Linked DNA regions of Homo sapiens: region 2 is linked to region 1. The links are chromatin contacts, found by Hi-C or POLR2A ChIA-PET in ENCODE. All regions are on one chromosome and are shown on one strand. Each heading gives the region's core, a stretch centred on a gene start or an enhancer-like site at or near the end of the contact. The rest is flanking DNA. Distances are from core to core; before and after follow the strand shown. Region 1 has its middle 130 kb from the start of CACNA1I. Region 2 overlaps FAM83F (family with sequence similarity 83 member F).

Region 1 (2,885 bases), core at 292-2,791:
ATTACCTACAAATGCATGGCAACTAGGTGGCAGACCAACTTCCTGACCGCACTAATAGAGACCACAGGCCTGGAAAACAACGTCACCAAACACTAGTATGAACAGGTTAAATAACTGCCCACCTCGCATTTGTACTGAGTAAAAATATCTTTCAAGAACAAGATGTCGGCATCTTCGGACAATCCCAAGTGAGCTTGGAGCCTCCCTTGAGCCATTTCTAAAGGAAAATATTTCCAGAAGGAAGGTCCCAAGAGGCAAGAGTGAGAGGGCAAAGAAATGGTCAACTGTGCGGGAGAAGCTGAACACACATTCACTTCCTAGAACAATTGTCCTAATGCCTAATTTGGGGGATAAAAGAGACTGAGCGTCCATCAGGATACTAGCGTTTCCCATGATGCTGATGTTGATGCTTTCCGGAAAAATACTAAATACCAGATTCTTCTAGAACTGTTTTCTGCTTTGCCAGTGCTCCGAGTACACACTTTGTCCACCTATGAGCCCCTTGACCACAGTGCAGAGAACACTGTCAGGCCGCAAACTCTTGGCCGAAGGAGAGAATTCCCTGGATGCTGGTTCCCTTGGGACCCAGTCTCCCATGCCCCAGCCTAGTGGGTCTCCCCAGAAACACCTGGTCACTTAAGACTTGGGTGCTGGGCCCTGCCCAGGAGTGGCTGATCCCTGCTGAGAATCAGCGTTTCTACAAGCTCCCAGGTGCTGGTCCCAGACCAGTCTGAGAAGCGCTGCTGTAGCTGATGACCCCCTCGTCTCCTCAGCCTGTTGCAGGGTTAACACCCCTCCTCCAGGAAGCCTTCTGGCAGAAACACCTCAGCAGGCAAGCTCTGCGTCTCTATCATGGTCTGCTAAGAACGCAGCAGATGCAGAATCAGTTGCAGCTGAATGACTGGCTGTGTGAATCTTTTTTTTTTTTTTTTTTTGAGATGGAGTTTCACTCTTGTTGCCCAGGCTGGAGTGCAATGGTGCGATCTCAGTTCACTGCAACCTCCGCCTCCTGGATTCAAACGATTCTTAAAGGGCACGTCTGGCTGGGGATCTTCGGGCGGCGTTAGAGGCTAAGGATACCTCTAGGCCCTCTCCCCCACCAGGAAACACACACACCCCCCCACATACCCACACACACACCCCCCACACCCACACCCCCCACACCCACACCCACAGCCCCACCCCCGACACACACACTCTTTTCTCTTCACTGGAGCTTCCACCTAGGTCCACACAGCCTTTTACCAGCCTTCCTGAGTGCCCACTGCACCAGGCCAGGTGCTGGACTCTGGTTCATCCTCCTGCCCATTGCTCTGGATAAGTGGGGGCTAAAGCCCAGGAGCGTTTTGTAAAGATGGGATCACGGGCCCTGGGGTGCTTCCGCTACCCCCCAAGCCCTTCAGACCCCACTGGCCCCTTTCTGCTCTCCATACCCTAAGGGAAGGCTATGTCCTGACAAGTCCTCGCGCCTCCTCTTGCTAAAGCTGACAGTCGCCTGCCAGGGGGATTAACTGGAACGCCACGGGCAATTGATCCCAACAAGCTTAAGATGTCCCGTTCCAGGAGAAGGCCCTGCTGACAGGGGAGGCAGCTGCTGAGGCTGCTGGCAGGGATCCTGCAAGAGCAGCTGTGAGCCCTCAGCCTGTCCTGGGGGACAGGCCCTGGGAGGGGAGGGGAGAAGGACAGTGCTGGGTGTATTGGGGTCATGGCTGCCCCCGCCAGGAGGGAGCTGGGGGTCCTGGGGCTGCCCCAAGAGGTGCCAGAGGATTCAGGAATTCGGTGGGGGCGGGCAGTGGAGGCGCCCGGGGGTACTCAGGTGGCTGATTTATGAGGCCAGATTAAGAAGACTGATGGCCTGTCCCTTAGCCAAGAAATGAGTCCTGTTGCAAACCGTTGAAGGGCACAAAGGTGGAGGAGGGAGAGGCTTTGTAGACAGTGGTTTGGGAGTAATGAGGAATAATGGGCTGAAACAGAGCCGGATAGCAGGAAAGCTGGCTTGGCTGTGAAGTCTGCATGAGCTGGAAGCCAGCGCTGGCAGCGAGGGATAGGGCCGTGATCTTGAATCATGGGGAACCTGACTGGACCAGGCGTGGGAGGCAGAATGGGATTTGGCCCAAGACTATTCGTCTGCAGCCACCTTGGGCTATGCGGTCACCCTGCTGTCCCTGGACTGCCTAACTCAGGTGGGTCAGAAGTTGGCCTATGTTCCCACTCTAGTGGGGCACCTGCAGGCTGCCTGTGGGTCCGGAGTGGCCAGGAGGGGTTGGGGCCCCAAAGAGTGACTGGCTGGAGGAGGAAAGCTGCAGGTGTGGCCTGGGCCCTGGGCTCCAGGCAGGCTGAGACCCCATTGCACAGTGGGGCACCTGAGGCCACAGTGTGCAGGGCAGGGATGCCAACGCCACAAGGGCCAGTTCCAGAGCCCAGCTTTCTGTTTAGGATCTTCTTTTTTTTTTTTTTTTTTTTTTTGAGACAAAGTCTCGCTCTGTGGCCCAGGCTGGAGTGCAGCGCGATCTCGGTGCACTGCAACCTCCACCTCCCAGGTTCAAGCAATTCTCCTGCCTCAGCCTCCTGAGTAGCTGGGACTATAGGCATGTGCCACCACACCCGGCTAATTTTTGTATTTTTAGTAGAGACAGGGTTTCAGCATGTTGGCCAGGATGGTCTCGATCTCCTGACCTCATGATCCGCCCGCCTCGGCCTCCCAAAGTGCTGGGATTACAGGCATGAGCCACTGCGCTTGGCCTGTTTAGGATTCTTGAAGCAAATCCCATTTCTGTTCAGGAGCCGCAAAGTAAATTTCGAGAGGAGCTCCGCTTCCTGCCTGGCAAAGGACCTATGGGGAAAGTTCTGGAAGACCAGGAAGGCTGGCCTCACCACTTCCCCAT
Region 2 (2,700 bases), core at 25-2,524, 320 kb after region 1:
GCACCCAGCCGAAACGGCATGGGAGAAGCGGCCCGGGGGGAGGCCGCCCCCGCCAGGCGCTTCAGCAGCAGGCTCTTCAGTCGCCGAGCCAAGAGGCCTGCGGCGCCCAATGGCATGGCCAGCTCTGTCTCCACCGAGACCTCTGAAGTGGAGTTTCTGACGGGGAAGAGGCCCAACGAGAATTCCAGTGCTGACATCTCAGGTGAGCCCTCTTCCCTCTGGCCTGGTGCCTCCCCAGGCCTCTGGCCCTCGCCCCGCATCGGCTCTTATCCAGGAGCACTGCCTCATACCTGCAGAGGAGTAGATTCCATCTGTGGGCACAGAGAGGGCAGGAGCTCTGGGGTTCCGGGGTCCTTGGTTCCCATTCTGGCCCCGGCCATTAGCTGCCTGGAGGCCTTGGGCAAGTCCTGCAGCTCTGAGTTTCATTTTCCTCTTCTCTGAAAAAAGAGAAGGATTCCAGGCTTGGCATGGAGGGGTCTCAGAGCTTCTAATGCTACTGCTAGAAGGCATTCAGATCAGCCCTCATGGTAACCCAACAAATCAAATAAGCTGAGAAACTTTCTCCTTTGTAAGTGAAGAAACGGGGGCTCTGCACAGTGGGGTGCATGGCTGCAGCTCGACCCTGGCTCTGAGTTGAGGGCTCTTTCTAGCAAACCTTTTCCCTTGCCAGATCACCTATTGTCAGGATCTCACCTGGTTAGACACACCCCACCCTCCCCTGTACCCTACTGGTGCCCTGACCCAGTTTCCTGTCTCTGTGACGGGCAGTCCGACTTGGTTTCTCCACGTCCCTCTGCTGAGTGCTGTCTGCCCAGCTGCTTGTCCCTGGGTGGGATTGTTCCATGGCAGCGTCTTTCTGGGCATCTCTCTGGGATCCCCAGGAGGCCCTGGACTTTATGTCTCTCTCTGCAGCAGTCTCTGGGGTGGCCTTTCAGGTGGCTGGTGGCGGTGCCTTTCTCATCTCTGCATCCCTGAGTCAGGGGACTTTCCATGGTGGGGTTTCTCCCTCCATCGCTGTGGAGCCCAGTGATGAGAACTGGGCTCTGGCTGGCCAGGTGGGCGATGGCAGGGCCTGAGGTCTTGTGTGCCCGGCCCAAGGGCTTCCAGGACTCCTGCATTCCTGCACACCAGCTTTAACCGGATTGTGATGGTGTGAGAGCAGGGAGCACAAGTGTCATCCCCTCTGCTAATTCCCCAGCACTGCTTTGGAGTCTGACACATTCTGTGCTCAGGAAATGTTGGCTAACTTTGCTTCTTGGAGTTGGAACAGGCCTGGGCGCCTCTGTGGCTGTGGGCACAGTGGGAGTGTCAGGGCGTTCCTTCTGTTTGGCCTGGAGACGTTGACTGAGCTGCTGGCTTGCCAGGTCCTGCACAGGCACTCTCTCTCCCCTTCTGCCCCCACAACCACCCTTCAAGCACAGAGGTGGCAGATGGCTCGGAGAGGTGAATGAAGTGGTCCCAGGTCACAGGAAGTGGTAGTAAGGCCAGGATTCAAGACCAGGCATGGGCACAGCCATGTTCTGTCAGGGGAGGGGTGGCTGGCCCCATCCCCATTCCTCCTGGGCTCCCTGGCTCCCCTAACACCAGCTGCTGCTGCTGCTGCTGCTCCTGCTCTGTACCTCTGGTTTGGAGGAAGGGTTGCCATGGTGAACACCTGGCAAGGGAGCGAGGGGAAGAGGGGAAGGAGGTGGAAGAGGGGAAGGAGGGGGCGAGCCGACAGCAGCAAGGACTATTTCCCGAGTCCTGACTGAAGTGGAGTGGAAGCTTTCTCTTCCTTCAGCCCCTCGCCCTGAGATGCAGTTTCCATGGAAACTCAAAGCCCATTGTCTTGTCCCTTCCCGCTGCCTTCTGCGTGTCCCTCCACATCCATGTCCCTGCTCCCACATCTCGGGTGGTCACGGCGGCCCTGCCCCTGCTGCCGCTCTCTGGTGTCTGCACATGGTGCCCAGGAGCCAGCCTTGCAGACACAGACGGTACCCTTGGGAAGCTCCTCTCCAGGGCACCTGATGCTGGGATAGAGAGAGAGAGGGAATAGTGAGGGCGAGGGCACGGACAGCCAGGAAGGTCCGGGGATGCCCGGAACCATCATCCCGTTCCTTGTCCGTCCTTTAGACGAACACAGAGCAGCCTCCTCCGGTAAGGCTTCTGCCCACCTGGGTGGGCGCCCAGTACCTGCAGTCCTGAAATTCACGCACCTTTCCTCTCCCTCCCAAGGCCTGAGGGAGAAGCAGCAGCTCCTCTCCTGTCTTTTGCTGGTTTTGTTTGTTTTTAAGACAATGTCTCGCTGGAGTGCAGTGGTGCGACCACAGCTCATTGCAACCTCAACCTCCTCGGTTCAAGCGATTCTCCCACCTCAGCCTCCTGAGTAGCTGGGCTCACAGGTGTGTGCCACCATGCCTGGCTAATTTTTTAAATTGTTTGTATAGACAGGGTCTCATCATGTTGCCCAGGCTGGTCTCCTGGCCTCAAGTGATCCTCCTACCTCTGGGCCTCCCAAAGCGCTGGGATTATAGGCACAAGCCACCGCGCCTGGCCAGGAGCTCCTCTCCTAAGAGGCCCTTTTTCACGGCCTCCAGCTTCCCACACCATGGCCAAGTGGGGCTGCTTCAGTGTCTCCCCTCAGGCAGCAGCAGCTAAGCAGCCAGGACTGCATGTGTGAGAAGGTGGGCCCCTGACAGCATGGGGCACCCACCGTGGGAA

Evidence for each region. A loop is a pair of places that touch in the nucleus more often than their neighbours do. ChIA-PET counts read pairs that join two places held with the same protein, here RNA polymerase II (POLR2A). Pooled maps may share reads with other maps.
Region 2: a loop to region 1 is called in a map of CD4-positive, alpha-beta T cell, with 2.0 times the contacts of the local background. The contact joins two enhancer-like sites. A Hi-C loop is called at or near these places in 3 of 168 maps with a recorded cell type or tissue (CD4-positive, alpha-beta T cell, PC-9 and heart right ventricle), 4 of 37 single-sample maps with no recorded cell type and 4 of 50 pooled maps. POLR2A ChIA-PET finds 5 or more read pairs at or near these places in 1 of 52 experiments (H1).

The regions. Positions count from the first base shown.
Region 1 is chr22:39,702,455-39,705,339 of GRCh38, forward strand. No RefSeq gene overlaps it. Among named protein-coding and RNA genes, the nearest start is that of CACNA1I, 130 kb to the left of the region's middle. Within about 2 kb of position 1,542, at least 2 of the 41 ENCODE cell types and tissues checked have a DNase peak (open chromatin) inside an H3K27ac peak, as active enhancers do.
Region 2 is chr22:40,021,762-40,024,461 of GRCh38, forward strand. It overlaps FAM83F (family with sequence similarity 83 member F), which reads left to right. Exons shown (of 5, transcript NM_138435.4): 4 at 1-202. Among named protein-coding and RNA genes, the nearest start is that of TNRC6B-DT, 21 kb to the right of the region's middle. RefSeq lists enhancers at 919-1,419, 1,420-1,920. Within about 2 kb of position 1,275, at least 2 of the 41 ENCODE cell types and tissues checked have a DNase peak (open chromatin) inside an H3K27ac peak, as active enhancers do.